Regions from separate parts of the Homo sapiens genome. Here regions 1, 2, 3 and 5 are each linked to region 4. A link is a contact called in ENCODE Hi-C or POLR2A ChIA-PET data. All regions are on one chromosome and are shown on one strand. Each heading gives the region's core, a stretch centred on a gene start or an enhancer-like site at or near the end of the contact. The rest is flanking DNA. Distances are from core to core; before and after follow the strand shown. Region 1 has its middle 27 kb from the start of LITAF. Region 2 holds the start of SNN (stannin). Region 3 holds the start of TXNDC11 (thioredoxin domain containing 11). Region 4 overlaps CLEC16A (C-type lectin domain containing 16A). Region 5 holds the start of RSL1D1 (ribosomal L1 domain containing 1).

Region 1 (2,700 bases), core at 201-2,700, 650 kb before region 4:
CTTTTCTTCCTGGGATCTCTGTTCTTTCCTCAGCCACTGTCCCCTGGGACTTTCCTGCCTCGTTTTCTCCTAGAGCCCCAGCTTGGTCTCTCCTTCCTTCCTTTGTTCATTCATTCATTCTCCCAGTGTGTACCGACTGGTCATCCACCCCGTGCCAGCTGCTGGGCTGGGTGCTGGAGAAGCAGCTGTGAGTGAGGCACTCAGACCCGGCCCCATCTGACAGCGGGCCACAGGGTCCTGGAAGCCATGCATTCGCTGTCATGACAATCACTGAACTGACTCCCTGCCGTTAGAACTGCCTGCCGTCTAGAACAGAGCTGGTCCAGCTGCAGGGTAATGCATGCCACTGGGCAAGTTTAAATTTTCTAGTAGGCATATCAGAGGAAGTAAGAAGATATTTGTAACAGCTGAAAGGTGAAAACAGTCCGGGCACACTGATTCATACTTGTGATTCCAGCACTCTGGAAGGCCAAGATGGGAGGATCTCGAGCCCTGGAGGTGGAGGTTGCAGTGAGCTGAAGTTGTGCCATTGCATTCCAGTCTGGGTGACAGAGTAAGACCCCATCTTAAAAAAAAACCAGAAAAAGCCTGGGCACAGTGGCTCATGCCTGTAATCCCAGCACTTTGGGAGGCCAAGGCAGGCAGGTCACTTGAGGTCAGGAGTTCGAGACCAGCCTGGCCAACATGGTGAAACCCCATCTCTACTAAAAATACAAAAATTAGCCGGGCCTGGTGGTGTGTGCCTATAATCCCAGCTACTTGGGAGGCTGAGGCAGGAAAATTGCTTGAACCTGGGAGGTGGAGGTTGCAGTGAGCCAAGATTGTGCCACTGCACTCCAGCCTGGGTGACAGAGTGAGACTCTGTCTCAAGAAAAAAAAAAAAAAAAGAAAAGAAAAAGAAAGAAGAGGAAAGAAGAAGGAGAAGGAGAAGGAGAAGGCCTCCAGAAGGACCAGCCCGCTGACATCTTGATTTCAGACTTCTAGCCTCCAGAACTGTGACAATCAGTTTCTGTTGTTTTAAGCCACCTAGTTTGTGGTCATTTGTCACAGCATCCGTAGGAGGGAGAAAGGAGAGTGAGAGAGACTAGGACATCCTTCTGAGCCTGCACAAGCCTCAGCTGCCCCGTCTGTACAATGGGCACAACGGCTCCACTGTTGACTGGTGTTGCTGGGAATGAATGAGTCATGTGCAAGTGTCCAAATCTCAGGACCTGCCAGGAAGCAGAGGGACCCCACAGAACACAGGCGTTGATCTCAACTGTCAGTTCCGTTTTAGAGATAAGGAAATAAACATTCAGCGAGAGAAGTGGCCCGCCCGGTCATCTGACAACATGTGGCAGGGTGAGGCCGGCTCTCGGAGTACAGATCCTCATTTCTGAGATGTCCTTTCTGTCTGGGCTTTGCCCCAGCCACCTCTGTGCCCTCGGTTCCACCAGTGTGAACTGCCTAGCCGGCACACGCCACACCCTCCGTCCGGCTGTGCTCCCTGTAAGGACACCTTTCCTGCTCCTCTCCCACCTAACTCTGGCTTAGCCTTCAACAAGAGCCACTTCCTCCTGGAAGCCTTCCCTGACTGCCCTCACCCTCTGGGAGCTTTCATAGGAGCCCAGTTTGAATCAGCAGGGGCCCCACCCTCCAGGAGTTGTCCGTTCTAGGGAAGATTGTGAATCACCGATGTCTTCGAGGTGGGGCAGGTCTAAACAGGCGGAACAACACACTCTGGCACCTCAGACCCAGCTGTGTCTGAATTGCCCAGATGGTCAGGAGAAGGCAGCCCTGGGACCTGGCAGCTGGCTGCATTGCTTATTCCCCCAGGTGACCCAGGAGGTCTGGTCTCTCTGTCAATGCGAGTGTCCCGTCTCTCTCCATCCCATGGGGATCCAGAAGTGGAAACAAAAACTAGAGTGATCTTGAGGTCAGGCGTTCGAGACCAGCCTGGTCAACATGGTGAAACCCCATCTCTACTAAAAATACAAAAACTAGCCAGGCGTGGTGGTAGGTGCCTGTAGTCCCAGCTACTCGGGAGGATGAGGCAGGAGAATCGCTTGAACCCAGGAGATGGAGGTTACAGTGAGTCGACATTGTACCACTGCACTCCAGCCTGGGCAACAGAGCGAAACTCCATCTAAAACAAACCCCAAAAAACAAATAAAAAAAAATCCAAAGAAAAACCTAGAGTGAAGCACCTGAATGGCTGGCCTTGCCCATCAAGAGGCACCCAGGCCATCGGCTGTGCCCCAAGATGACAGCTTTTGCAGGGTTGGGAGGTCAAGATTCTAGGGGGACACAGGGTTCCCACAAGTCTTCAGGAGCCATGGGAGTCCCTGAGATGGTGCCCAAGAGCTTCTGGTGTAACCAAGCTTGGTTCCACAGTGAAATCATTCCCCAAGAGGGCGGACTCATCCTCCAAACATCTCTTTTCAGTCTGTCCTCGTCCCTCCGCCCTTCTCAAGGACGTGGACAAACAGAGATGTCAGGGGAGAATGGGGTGGGGAAGTGGGTGGCCAGTTCTGGGCTGGGAGTGGGGTGGGAAGGTCTGCTGTCTCTGCGAGGGCTCCTGCCTGGGCCTTGTTAACTTTCCATCCAGGTTCTCTGTGCACGTGAGCGTCCTGAGCTGGGCCGGCCCTGGCCGCCCGCTGGCCGCATGCAGTGCAGTTTGCTCTAACCGCAGGTGACCCACACGAGGTCAGACAGCCGTTC
Region 2 (3,255 bases), core at 517-3,016, 700 kb before region 4:
CATAAAGCCACCTGCCAAGGGTGCCAACAAACTCTTCAGCGAACCCCGGGTCACAAACCAGAAACGTTTCCTGCCCCAGGTTCTGACTGGGAAAACAGGGTTGTAGGGAGAAGAGGGCACTGCTGGACACAGCCAGGACGAGGCGGGACGTCCGTTCTGCCCTGGGCCTCCAGCAGCCAGTGGGACACAAGGACGCATCACACAAGGCCCCAGCCCTCCAGAAGCCAGGACCAAGAACGGCCGGATGCCAGTGGGACTGACACTGATGGGGCTGTGCCCAGCTCTCTGGCCAGTGTTATCTCATCCTCCACCCCCACCCATGACACCCCCATCCTCAGAAGAGGAAACTCGCTCCAGAATCCCCTAGGTTCCCCAGTGGCAAAAGAGGAAGCGGGAGCCCGCAGAGCTCTGAACCGGGACTGCCCCAAGGTCAGTCGGGGTCTTCCTCGGGCCAGGCCAGAGGCTCATGCCCCCACCCTGTGAATCACCCGCTGGTCATTTTCACAGGCTGCCCCAGGGTTGGCCTGTTTGGCCAAACAACTTTGCTTGTAGATGCCGGAGAAAGTTGGTGGCAATTATATGTGCCAGACACTGAGATAAACAGCTCACGCAGATGTCTCCTTTCTGCCTCAAGACAACAGGGCAGTTGAGCTATTACTGTTCCCTCTTGGCAGATACAGAAATTGGTGGCTCAGAGAAGTTAAGTCCATTGCCCAAGGTCACACAGCTCAAAAGTAGACGCGCAGGGATTCAAACCCAGGCAACCTGCATCCAAAATCCCGCATTTCGACCCTGACTCTAAAATGCCACATTCTCCCTACCTCCTCTCCCGCGTGCCTGAGGGGCCGCGGACAGGTGAACCCCAGTGTGGCCCTCGCTGGGGCGGGCTGGGCGACCTGGGCTGGGTGCTGGGGACTTAGGGGTGACAGCGCCCCGGCGGCTCCCGAGTGCTGAGCGCGGGCGGCGTGGCAGGCGCGGTGCCAGGCGCGCTCCGCGCACCCTCCCGTTCCACCCTGCCCGGCGGCGCCGGCGTCTCCCCCACTCCACGGAGGAGCAAAGCGAGGCTCCAGGGAGGAGGGGGCTCGGCCCAGGGGGCGACAGCTGGAGAGGGGACGGCAGCTGGGGAGGTAGCTCGAATCGGCCCGACGGAGGCGGGGTGTGGGACGGGGACCAGGGGAGCTAGGCATGCCCACGCCGCGCAGCCGCTGCCCACGGAACCGGGCGCCGAACGCTGCGGCCCGGCCTCAGTTTCCCTACCCGCGAGACGGGCGCCGGACGTCACCTGGACCCCTATCCCCGGAGCCCTCCCCGGAGCTCCCAGAATTTTGAAGAACCCCGAAATGCCGGGGGAAGGCGGGAGCGTAGCTGAGGACGGGCGGGGGCTGCACGGGCGGGGGCGAGCGCCCCGCGATCCCCACAAAGCGGCCTCCGCCCCCCGCCGCCTCCTTTGTCCGGATCTCGCCGCAGCGCCGCTGACAAAGAACCCCAGCCCGCGGGCGCGGCCCCTGGAACGGACCCTCCCCCGAGCCGCGCCCGCCGGGCCGCCCCTCCCCCGCCCGCAGACCCCGGCCCGGCCCCGCCGCCGCGCGCGCCCCTCCTCGTCCTGGCCTCCCCCTTCCCGCCCCCGGGCCCCGGCGCCCCCGCCCGGCCCGAGCGCGCGGCCTGCCCCGCCCGGCTCACCATGGCGCGGCAGCGGCCCGGCCCGATCGCCCCGCAGCAGCCCCGCGGGCCCGGCTCCGCCCGCCCGGTCCGGCCGCCGCGCACTCGGGACGCAGGAGCCCCGCGCTGCGGCGGGCGGGGCCCGGCTCCTCCCCGGCTGGGGACGGGGCCTCCCAGAAAGGCCAATGGGAGCCCGCGCTGGGACGGCGGGGCGGGGCGGGCCGGGGCGGAGTCACGTGTGCTCGGGGCCGGCAGGCGGTGGGGCGGGGGCTGCGCGCGGCGGGCGGGCTCGGCCCTGGCGAGCGCGGATTGGGCGCCCGTGGGTACGGGGCCCCACTACAGGCGCCCTTCCTCTGCCAGCCTCATCCTGACCCCGGCAGGCTGCCTTGGTCCCGCCTGCTTACAGCGGAGGAAACTGAGGCACGCTGCACGGAAGAGTGCTGCATACTCCTCGAGAGCTGAGAGCGGCGGGGAATCCGGGGCAGGGGCAGGGGAGAGGCGCGACCGCTGAGGTGAATGACCTTGCTTCGGGAGGAAGCTGGGCATCAGTCGTTCGCGAATTCATTTATGTATCATTCATCCGCCCAGTCAGTCGATGGCGGAACACTGACCACGTGCCTGCCACGCCAGTCGTCGTGGGAGCAGCCACGAGCCAGACAAGGTCCCGGCCCTGACGAAGCTCTCATTCCTCTGCGGGATGAGGCTGTGAGGCATTTGCACCCCTCTGCCACCTATAATCATAGTTATTTTTAGCATAATTACCCGGTGGTTTGGCCCCCACCAAATGCCTGCCCTGTATAAACAGCCCAACACATTTTATTAAGATGACTCCGGAAGAAAGAATCTTCCCATTTTACAGATGAGGAACCTGAGGCTCCAAAGAGCTGAAGTCCCACAGCCTGCTCCTGATGGAGAGAGGGTTTTGAGGCCAGGCCTGTCTACCTGGGAAGACAGAGGCTCCAGTTATTGGAGTAATCTCCACTCATCCACCCCAAGAAGGCCATCGGCGAGAGGACACCCCAGCCCTGGGGCCCACAGAAGGGGTGAGGGTGGGTCCCTCAAGGCTTCTGTGGCCCAGGGGACTTGAGAAGACAGGAGGGGGCAGGGCGAGCTGGGACCTCCTCCTGGGAACGGGGGCCTTATTTGCTGGAAACTTCTTTCCCATTCTCAAGCAGAAGCCTCTGGAAGAGCATGGCGGGTTGGGCTCACGAGGCTGAGGTGGCCAGGCCCTCACTCCCTCCACTCAGCCTCGCTGGGCTTTCTTCCCTGCGCCCAGTGCACCAAGCCTTTCCCACCGCCAGGCCTTTGCCTATGTGGCTCCCTGCAGCTGGAACTCTTCTACTTCATCTTCCCGATCTCAGCTTAAGTGCCCCTTCCTCAGGAGGGCCCTCCCTGATCGCCCAGCCAAGAGTAGCTCCCTTGGGGTTTTTTGTTTTGTTTTTGAGACGGGGTCTTGGTCTGTCACTCAGGCTGGAGTACAGTGGTGCAATCACAGCTCACTACAGCCTCCATCCAACTCCTTCCTGGGCTCAAGCCATCGTCCCACTCAGCCTATATCTATGAATGTGGGCAGATTTGACGAAGCAATTTTTTTTC
Region 3 (2,970 bases), core at 142-2,641, 780 kb before region 4:
CTTTCTACAAAATAAGGCAGTATAGAAGAAACAAAAAGATGTGACAGGTGGGCGCAGTGACTCATGCTTTTACATAATCCTAACGCTTTGGGAGGTCGAAGGGGGAAGATCGCTTGAGCCCAGGAGTTCAAGACCAGCCTAGGCAACATGGAGAGACCTTGTCTCCACAAAAAAAAAAAATTAGCTGGGCGTAGTCGCACACATCTGTGTTGCCTACTACTTGGGAGGCTGACGGGGGTGGATCGCTTGAGCTGGGGTTGTCAAGGCTTCAGTGTGCTATGATTGCGCCATTGCACTCCAGCCTGGGTGACACAAGACCCTGTATCAAAAAACAACCAAAAAAAAAAAAAAAGTGACATATAGAAAAGAAATAGCAAAATGGTCGGTGTACATGAACTCACAACATGTTGGGCCTGGGTGGTTGACACATTAAATGTCTGGCCAATTGAGCAAGACAGCCATTGATTGCCCCATTCTACATCCACAGAAGCAGAACCAGACAGGAAGTGATGAGATTTGCACGTGGGTCACATAGCTGACCTGTGGCAGAGGTGGCGTCTCAGCTACTGGCCGTTAGCTGTGCCTTCTGTTTGTGGCATAACACCATATTGCCTTAATGCCCTCGAAGTTTTATTTGTCTAGTTTGTTGTTATTGACATTGGAGGACAAGTCCTTTTTTTTTTTTTGAGACAAGAGTCTCTCTCTCTCTCTCCCCCAGACGGGAGTGCAGTGGCGCCATCTCCACTCACTGCAACCTCCGCCTCCAGGGTTCAAGCAATTCTCTGCCTCAGCCTCCCAAGCAGCTAGGATTACAGGCGCCCGCCACCACGCCCGGCTAATATATTTGTATTTTTAGTAGAGACGAGGTTTCACCATGTTGGCCAGGCTGGTCTTGAACGCCTGGTCTCATGTAATCTGCCCGCCTTGGCCTCCCAACGTGCTGGGATTACAGGCTTGAGCCACCGCGCCCGGCCGTGTTTTTTTTTTCTTCAGTTAAGTTGGGATAAAAAACGGCACCTACGTGCTTCGGGGCCTGTAGTGAGAATGGTGGACACGATTATTGTCGTTACGGCTCCTAAAACCCAGCGCGGCGAGAGCAGACTACAGCGGTGTCAAGGTTCCAAGTATTCCCCGCGGGCCTTATCCCAAGGGAGCAGCTTCTCCACGCCCCGCGACGGCGCCTGCGCAGACTCCGTGAGCGGGGTCGTGACCGGTGGGGCCAAGACTGGGCTGCGGGCGGGGAAGGCTTCCGTGCATTTACGTAGGGTGCAGGGCGTGGCCCGTTGGGGGCGGGGATTTGGGCGGTGTCGGTGCCCGCCCGGACTCCGTGAGCGGTGGGCGGAGCTGCGTGCTCTGGGGTGTGAGGTGGGGCGGACCCCGCGGCGGCGGCGCGGCTGACGTGGAGCGTCCGGGTTAGCGGGTGCGGCGAGCTGCGGGATTGGGGAGCAACGGGCCGGGCCGGGCCTTCGGGCCCGAGGCGGCGGCGGCGGTATAAAGCCGGCGACTGGGAGCATGTAATGTCGGAATGCGGAGGCCGCGGCGGCGGCAGCAGCAGCAGCGAGGACGCCGAGGACGAGGGAGGGGGCGGCGGCGGCCCCGCGGGCTCAGACTGCCTCAGCTCGAGCCCGACCCTGGCCACAGCGTCCTCGGCGGGCCGGCTCCGTCGCGGGCTGCGTGGCGCCTTCCTCATGGCGCGCCAGCGGCCGGAGCTGCTCTGCGGGGCCGTGGCGCTCGGCTGCGCGCTGCTCCTCGCCCTCAAGTTCACCTGCAGGTGAGGCGGCCCGGACCCTGGGGCCCCGCTAGGGCGCTCCCCTTGCTCTGCCGCCTGGAGCCTGCAGGGCCGGGTCGCAGCGGCCTCAGCCGGGGAAGTCGGGCCTGACCTTGCCCAGGACGGCTGACCCCTCCCGGAACCTGCGGCCACGGCTTCCCACCTTCTCCTCGCCCCGGCCCGCCCGCGGACATTATGGCGAGGCTTCCGGGTGGAGCCCTGCGCCCTATCGTCCCGCTTTAGTGCCGAGGGAGGCGGGTCGGGGGTGCTCCTCACCTGTTGGAGTCACTAGGGGTGGACCTGTCACTTCGGCCCGGGCTGTAGGACCCTCATTTCTCACCGATTTCATTCCCCTTAAGCTTCAGGTGTAGTGATCCACAACCTTGCGAGAGTTCCAGACCCCTTTTAGAATTCCCGCACTCATTGATCTAACGATTATTTTTATTTTGAGACGGAGTCACGCATTGTGTCCCAGGCAGGAGTGCAGTGGCGCGATCTCGGCTCACTGAAACCTCCGCCTCCCGGGTTCAAGGGGTTCTTCTGCCTCAGCTCCTGAGTAGCTCGGATTACAGGCGCGCGCCACCACGCCTGGCTAATTTTTGTATTTTTAGTAGAGACAGAGTTTCACCACGTTGGCCAGGCTGGTCTCGAACTCCTGACCTCACGTGATCCACCCGTCTCGGCCTCCCAAAGTGCTGGGATTACAGGCGAGAGCCCCGCACCCGGCCTGATCTAACGATTATTTATCTGCACCTACTATGTGCCGGACGCTCGTCCGGGTGAACTTTTTGCTCCCTTGAGTGGATGGGACAGTGAACAAGTAAATATAATTTTTTAAAGCTTCAGTGCTATGCAGGGCATAGAAACGATGGCGGTGGGGAAAGACTTCCTAAGGAAGTGACATTTGAAGCTTATACAAAAAGGAGAAGGGACCAGCGCTGGGAAGATCCCGGGGGAGCGTGTCCACGGTAGAGCGAACAGCAAATGCAGAGTTTCTGAGGCTGGGCAAGCTTGGTGTTTCCCTGGAATTGATAAAAAGGCCTGACAGTAGGCTGGGGTGTAGGGGGTAGGAACATGAAAGTTCATGTGTGTCTTTTCAGGAATGTACACACATACAAAATTTGCTGTATATTTCAGGTGTACTTCTGGTCTCCCAAATCCACAGTGGGTCTTTTGGGATTCCAGTTTATAAGATCTGTATT
Region 4 (2,799 bases), core at 13-2,512:
AATGGATCGTTAGGGTTGAATTCTGCAGAAACTTGACTTTACATTTTTCTAACATTTGGCTTTTCGTTATTTAACAATGAGGACATTTTTTCTTCTGTGATTAGAAAACAAAAATAAAAGCAAAGGTCTTCTATCCTCCTCACCCCTTACAAATCCAAGTTCTGTAAACGTGCAATGATTTCTACCCTTTTTGCAGGGCTTATAAAAGCACTGTGGTGAAGGGGCTATAAAGCCAGGGGCATCTGCCTGGGTTTCCCACAGCAGGGCACCCTTTTCGGTGCCAGGACAAGAAAAGCCACGCATACTGCATGATCTCAATTACAGGGAGAATCTAAGACAGTCAAATTCATAGAAGCAGAGAGTCAAAGGGTGGTTACCAGGGACTGGGGAGGAGGGAAATGGGGAGACGCTGATCAAAGGGTACGACGCACGATGAGTAAGTTCCGGAGCTCTCATGTACAGCACAGTGACTACAGGTCATCCTACTGTGTTACAGACTTGAAATCTGCTAACAGATCTACTGCATATTTTCATCACCCAAGGTGCACACACAACCCCCACCCACACACACGCACAAAAGTGAGGTGATGGATATGTTAATTCACTTGATTGCCGTGATTATTTCACAATGTACACATTTTTTTGTGTATATGTATATATTAAATCAAGTTGTACACATTAAATATATACAATTTTTAAAAGCCACATAATTCAGAGAAACACTCTAAAAGCCGTAAGTTTTGATCGCCCCACCCCCATCTCAATCCAGTCACCCCGTGCCTAGCTGGACTTTGAGAGGCTTCCCAGGGCAGGGACACTGAGGGTGATGTTGCCTTAAAGGATAAAACCGACACCATGGCCATGTCCTATCTGCCAGACCCTGTGCCTCGCTCTGAACACCTGCTCTCACGCTCACGCCCAGCCACTCTATGCTGCAGCCACTGTGCTCTCCTCTTGACAGATGCACAAACAGCAGCTCGGAGCCTTCACTGTCCAGGCACGTGCAGGGAGCCAGTGTGGGGCAGAACTGGGCCTGGGACCTGGTTCAGTCTGAGTCAAGGGCCTGTGCCACTGAGCTGGATCTTCCCCTCAGAGCTTTTAGAAACCGCAGTCATTTCACATCCAGTGAAACAGGCGCTGGTAACAAGGGAAACCATTTAGGGAGACAGGAGTCGGCCCACATTTGTCAACTTGCGGTCACCGGGAAGCATAAGGCGTCTCTGAGGCAGCAGCACCACCTAGCGGCGGCTGCGAGAGCCATCACTCAGCAGCCCTTTCACCTCTCCCTCTTGGCCAGAGGAATGCCACCATCTCTACCTCTTTCTGCCCACTGCAGACTTTTTTCAGACCTGTCCTGGGGACTTAGAGCCTGCCTCTGATATAGACATTTGGCCACTTGTCCCCCACTTCTGGCGGGCAGGGCCCGGGCTTGGTGAAGTCACCTTGGAATAACAAAGCTAGCAGTCTAGCGTGGAGGATTAGGAACCAAACCAGGGTTTCTCAGCCTCGGCACTGGGGACAATTTGGGCTGGGTAATTCCCTGTTGTGGGGGGCCTGTCCTTAGCAGCACCCCTACCCTCTACCCACTAGATGTCAGCAGCACCCCCAAGAATGTTTTTAGATGATGCCAAATGTCCCCTCACTGAAGACCACTGAGCTAATCGCCTGGGATGAAACCCCTTCTCTATTCTGGCTTTGCTAGAGCTGGCGCCTGGGTGTTAAAATGAAAGCACTGATGGCACCTGCCTCTCAGGGGTGGTTATTACGGATGACGAAACTGAGGCTTAGTGAGGGCAGGTAAGAAGTTCGGAGTCACACACTCACTAGCTGGGTGGAGGGACTGAAGCAGGAGGGTTGGTACCAATGCACACACCCTTGCCTGCCCTCTGGCAGAGATCTTCCTTGTCTTACTTCTTCCAGTGCTTATTCCATTGGCTGATGATTCAGCGACCCCAACTCTTTAATAGCAAGTCATAAAGAAGAACTGCAAACACCCCCAGCATCATCAGCAGAGGGGAACCCTCTGATAGTACCCACCACACAGAAACAAACACAGGCTTAGGGACTGAACTATGTCTCCCTCAGGTTCCTACATTGAAGCTCTAACCCCCATTGTGGCTGTATTTGAAGACAGGGCCTTTGGCGAGGTAATTAAGGTTAATGAGGTCATAAGGGTGGGGGTTCTCATCCAATAGGACTGGCGTCCCCATAGAAGGAGGAAGAGACACCAGCTAGCACTCTCTCAATTTCTCTCCACTCACACACAGATGAAAGGCCATGCACAGCAAGAGGGTGGCCGTCTGCAAGCCAGGAAGAGAGCCCTCACTAGAAACCAACCCTGCTGGCAACTTGATCTTGAACTTTTTTTTTTGTTGTTGTTGGAGACAAGGTCTTGCTCTGTCACCCAGGCTGGAGTGCAGTGGCACAATCACGGCTCACTGCAACCTCGACTTCCTTGACAAACAATCTTCCTGCCTCAGCCTCCTGAGTAGCTGGGACTACATGTGCACACCACCACACCCAGCTAATTTTTGTGGTTTTTTGTAGAGACGGGGTTTCACCTTGTTGTCCAGGCTGTTCTCAAACTCCTGAGCTCAAGTGATCTGCCCACCTTGGCCTCCTAAGTGCTGGGGTTACAGGGATGAGATACCATGCCTGGCCAATCTTGGACTTCAATGCTCCAGAACAGTGAGAAAACAAATCTCTATTGTTTAACCCACTCAGTCTATGGTATTTTGTTAGGATAGCCTGAGCCGACGAATAGTAAGCGCAGACACAGAAAACCACGCCCAACTTCAC
Region 5 (3,249 bases), core at 576-3,075, 890 kb before region 4:
GGCTGAGGCAGGAGAATAGCTTGAGCTCAGGAGGCGGAGGTTGCGGTGGGCTGAGATCTCGCCATTGCACTCCAGCCTGGGCAACAAGAGCGAAACTCTGTCTCAAAAAAAAAAAAAAAAGTAGCCGGGCATGGTGGCGTCCGCCTGTAGTTTCAGCTACTCGGGAGGCTGAGACAGGAGAACTGCTTGAACCCGAAAGGGAGAGACTGCAGTGAGACAAGATCACTGCACTCCAGCCTGGGCGTCAGGGCAAGACTCCCTCTTTAAAAAAAAATTGGCCGTGGTGGTTCACGCCTATAATCCTAGCACTTTGGGAGGCCGAGGCAGGTGGATCATGAAGTCCAGGAGTTCAAGACCAGCCTGGCCAGGATGGTGAAACCCCATCTTTACTAAAAATACAAAAATTAGCCGGGCGTTGTGGCGCGTGCCTGTAATCCTAGTTACTCGGGAGGCTGAGGCAGAGAACTGCTTGAACCCGGGAAGCGAAGGATACAGTGAGCCCAGATCGTGCCACTGCACTCCAGCCTGTGCGACAGAGCGAGACTCCATTACAAAAAAAAAAAAAAAAAAAAGGAAAAAAATTAATTAAACCCATCCAACAAGAGAAAGGAGAAGTATCTCCTAAACATGCCTAGAACATCTCTGGAAGGTTCCAGGAGACACTGGTAAGGGTACCTCTGGGGAGGCGGGTGGAGTGGGAGGAAGACATTACAAAGCAAACCTGTCCTACCCAAGGGCCGCGTGCGGCCCTGGAGGCCAGGCTTTGAATACAGCCCAACACGAATTCGTAAACTTCCTTAAAGCATTACGAGATTTTTTTTAGATTTTTTTTTTAAAGCTCGTCGGCTATCATTAGTATTAGTTTTATATATGGGCCCAGGCAATTCTTCTTCCAGTGTGGCCCACGGAAGCCAAAAGATTGGACTCCCCTGTTCTAAGGTATTCCATTTGTCAGTTATCCAGCCTCCACTCCTAACCTGTTTGTTTAGCGACAAGGTCTCACTCTACTGCCTACGCTGGAGTGCAGTGGCGCGGATCAGAACTCACCGAGCCTCGAATTCCTCAAGATCCTCCATCCTCCGCCTCCCAAGTAGCCGGGACTACAGGCGCGCACCACCACGCCGGCTAATGTTTATAATTTTTGGAGAGACGGAGTCTCGTATATGCACGGACTGGTCTCCAACTCCTGGAATCCCTCCGCCTCGGCCTCCCAGAGCGCTGGGATTCCAGACGCCAGCCACGCGCACGACCAGCCACGCTTATTTGTACAGGATCTTACCTCCCGCCTCTCTGCGAGACCAGAAGCTCCTAAGAGACTGGCCCAGACTCATCTTTCGGTCCCTCATGCTGCTTAACGTGGCAGGTCGGGTGGCTCCGGGTGGCTCCCGTGCCTTATATTTCAGGGACTCCTCACCAGCCTGGGGTTGGCGTCGCCTAAAGTCAACGGGCAGGTGGGCAGTGGAGCCAGGATTCCGCGCTCTGCCCATGCCACGCGCGGCCTTCCCGGAGGCGGGGACCGTGGAGTGTGGAGGACCCCACTGGGCCTCCTGACGGGACTCTTCTCTCGCCTCAAGGCGCTTTCTTGATTTCTATCTAGTAAGAGTGAGAGGACACCCAAGCTACTCCCCACAGCTCATGGAAAGCTGGAGAAAAGCGGAAGAGCAGGTGCCTCCTCAAAGAAGGGATTCTGACAGCAGCCACTGCCCCGGAGAGCGAAACCCCACGCTCTCCCGGAAATGACGCACAGAGGCTCGGTTCCCGCCCCCTCGCTTCCGGGGCCGGGCTTGCTCGCGCGTGCGCACCAGAAGCCAGCAGTGGGGTTGCACACGCGCCTCTTCACGAGGTGGAAACAAGATGGAGGATTCGGCCTCGGCCTCGCTGTCTTCTGCAGCCGCTACTGGAACCTCCACCTCGACTCCAGCGGCCCCGACAGCACGGAAGCAGCTGGATAAAGAACAGGTGAGTGGTTCCTGGGGAGGGTGGCTTGGAAGCAGTGTGGCGGTTACCTCGTGAGGCGCAGGGTGCCGGAACCCGAGTGCGTGCTCGGCGGACTTCCCCGGGGCTGTGGGACGGTCGCTGGCGGGCCGTGTGCCTCAGCTGTCTCTCCCCTTTACACACGTGGGTGGGCGCCTGCTTTCCCTGGTCCTGCGGCCTGGCGCTAGTGAATTGGGTTGCAAGTGTGCTGTGGAGCTAGATGAGATAGACCTGGCGACCTGGCTTAGCTTCCCTATCATTAGCGCTTGACCGAATCGCTTAGTTTTGCAGGTCTGTTACCCGTTATTTAAAGTGGGCCCTTCGGCTCCCCGTTATCCAGGATCGGGAGAGGTAATGAGTGTAAAGCGCTTTGGCCTGGTACATGGTAAGAAGGTGCTCAGTAGGCCGGGCGCGGTGGCTCACGCCTGTAATCCCAGCACTTTTGGAGGCCGAGGCGGGTGGATCACCTGAGGTCAGGAGTTCGATACCAGCCTGGCCAACATGGTGAAACCCCGTCTCTACTAAAAATACAAAAATTAGGTGGGCGTGGTGGCGGGCGCCTGTAATCTCAGCTACTCGGGAAGCTGAGGCAGGAGAATTGCCAGGAGTTCTCAGTAAATGCTAAATGCATTTTGCTTTGCGTTTTTCCTGGGATTACTGCTTTCATCATTGAGGGCAGGAGGGGCACGTTTCCCTCTAGCCCAATCTCTTTAAGTAGAAGAGGTGCCCTTCTGCACACAGTACTGGAAGTGGGTACTTAGGCATGTTTGATGGATTCTTAGATTTCTGTGAATATAAACTGCAGGATCCTAATAGATACGGTTATGGAGGTTACCCCTTGAAATAGAAGTTGGAAGGGAAAAAATAGAAGGTGTGGGAGGGGGCAAATGCTAAATTAGATTGAGAACATTTCATTTATTTGTGTAAGTTATTGTGAAAACATTTCACTTATTTGTCTAATTTCCACTTTGCAGGTTAGAAAGGCAGTGGACGCTCTCTTGACGCATTGCAAGTCCAGGAAAAACAATTATGGGTTGCTTTTGAATGAGAATGAAAGTTTATTTTTAATGGTGGTATTATGGAAAATTCCAAGTAAAGAACTGAGGGTCAGATTGTAAGTTGTGATTTTCTACCTTTGCTGTTTTTATCTGTGTGTTTATTCTTTGTAACTCGAACAATTGCATCATGGTTACTAATGGAAACTTTGCAAACTTATAATAAAAATCTGACGTGAAGTAAAACAACTATGTCCAAAAGAACCATAGAGGCTTGATG

What was found. Hi-C counts contacts between places; a loop is a spot of excess contacts on that map. ChIA-PET counts read pairs that join two places held with the same protein, here RNA polymerase II (POLR2A). Pooled maps may share reads with other maps.
Region 1: a loop to region 4 is called in a pooled map, with 2.8 times the contacts of the local background. The contact joins two enhancer-like sites. A Hi-C loop is called at or near these places in 4 of 37 single-sample maps with no recorded cell type and 3 of 50 pooled maps. POLR2A ChIA-PET finds 5 or more read pairs at or near these places in 2 of 52 experiments (GM12878 and activated CD4-positive, alpha-beta T cell).
Region 2: a loop to region 4 is called in a map of sigmoid colon, with 4 times the contacts of the local background. The contact joins the promoter of SNN here to the enhancer-like site in region 4. A Hi-C loop is called at or near these places in 1 of 168 maps with a recorded cell type or tissue (sigmoid colon), 6 of 37 single-sample maps with no recorded cell type and 10 of 50 pooled maps. POLR2A ChIA-PET finds 5 or more read pairs at or near these places in 2 of 52 experiments (T-cell and activated T-cell).
Region 3: a loop to region 4 is called in a map of cardiac septum, with 3 times the contacts of the local background. The contact joins the promoter of TXNDC11 here to the enhancer-like site in region 4. A Hi-C loop is called at or near these places in 1 of 168 maps with a recorded cell type or tissue (cardiac septum), 1 of 37 single-sample maps with no recorded cell type and 9 of 50 pooled maps. POLR2A ChIA-PET finds 5 or more read pairs at or near these places in 3 of 52 experiments (GM12878, activated CD4-positive, alpha-beta memory T cell and activated naive CD4-positive, alpha-beta T cell).
Region 5: a loop to region 4 is called in a pooled map, with 5 times the contacts of the local background. The contact joins the promoter of RSL1D1 here to the enhancer-like site in region 4. A Hi-C loop is called at or near these places in 9 of 50 pooled maps.

What each region holds. Positions count from the first base shown.
Region 1 is chr16:11,612,486-11,615,185 of GRCh38, reverse strand. It overlaps a transcript of LITAF not described here. Among named protein-coding and RNA genes, the nearest start is that of LITAF, 27 kb to the right of the region's middle. RefSeq lists a silencer at 3-176 and enhancers at 1-247, 248-855, 991-1,200, 1,099-1,393, 1,361-1,410. Within about 2 kb of position 1,450, at least 21 of the 41 ENCODE cell types and tissues checked have a DNase peak (open chromatin) inside an H3K27ac peak, as active enhancers do.
Region 2 is chr16:11,666,966-11,670,220 of GRCh38, reverse strand. It overlaps SNN (stannin), which reads right to left and starts at 1,766. Exons shown (of 2, transcript NM_003498.6): 1 at 1,681-1,766. RefSeq lists an enhancer at 467-566 and a silencer at 1,674-2,093.
Region 3 is chr16:11,741,278-11,744,247 of GRCh38, reverse strand. It overlaps TXNDC11 (thioredoxin domain containing 11), which reads left to right and starts at 1,391. Exons shown (of 12, transcript NM_015914.7): 1 at 1,391-1,771. The coding sequence starts at 1,518. TXNDC11-AS1 (TXNDC11 antisense RNA 1) reads right to left here and starts at 1,234. Exons shown (of 1, transcript NR_186412.1): 1 at 1-1,234. RefSeq lists silencers at 889-1,411, 1,274-1,943.
Region 4 is chr16:10,962,639-10,965,437 of GRCh38, reverse strand. All of the region lies in intron 3 of CLEC16A (C-type lectin domain containing 16A), which reads right to left. Among named protein-coding and RNA genes, the nearest start is that of CLEC16A, 19 kb to the right of the region's middle. Within about 2 kb of position 1,262, at least 8 of the 41 ENCODE cell types and tissues checked have a DNase peak (open chromatin) inside an H3K27ac peak, as active enhancers do; they include GM12878 and sigmoid colon, where a contact is called at or near this core.
Region 5 is chr16:11,850,118-11,853,366 of GRCh38, reverse strand. It overlaps RSL1D1 (ribosomal L1 domain containing 1), which reads left to right and starts at 1,825. Exons shown (of 9, transcript NM_015659.3): 1 at 1,825-1,959; 2 at 2,949-3,088. The coding sequence starts at 1,855. RefSeq lists enhancers at 623-1,156, 1,157-1,691, 1,464-2,663 and a silencer at 1,709-1,895.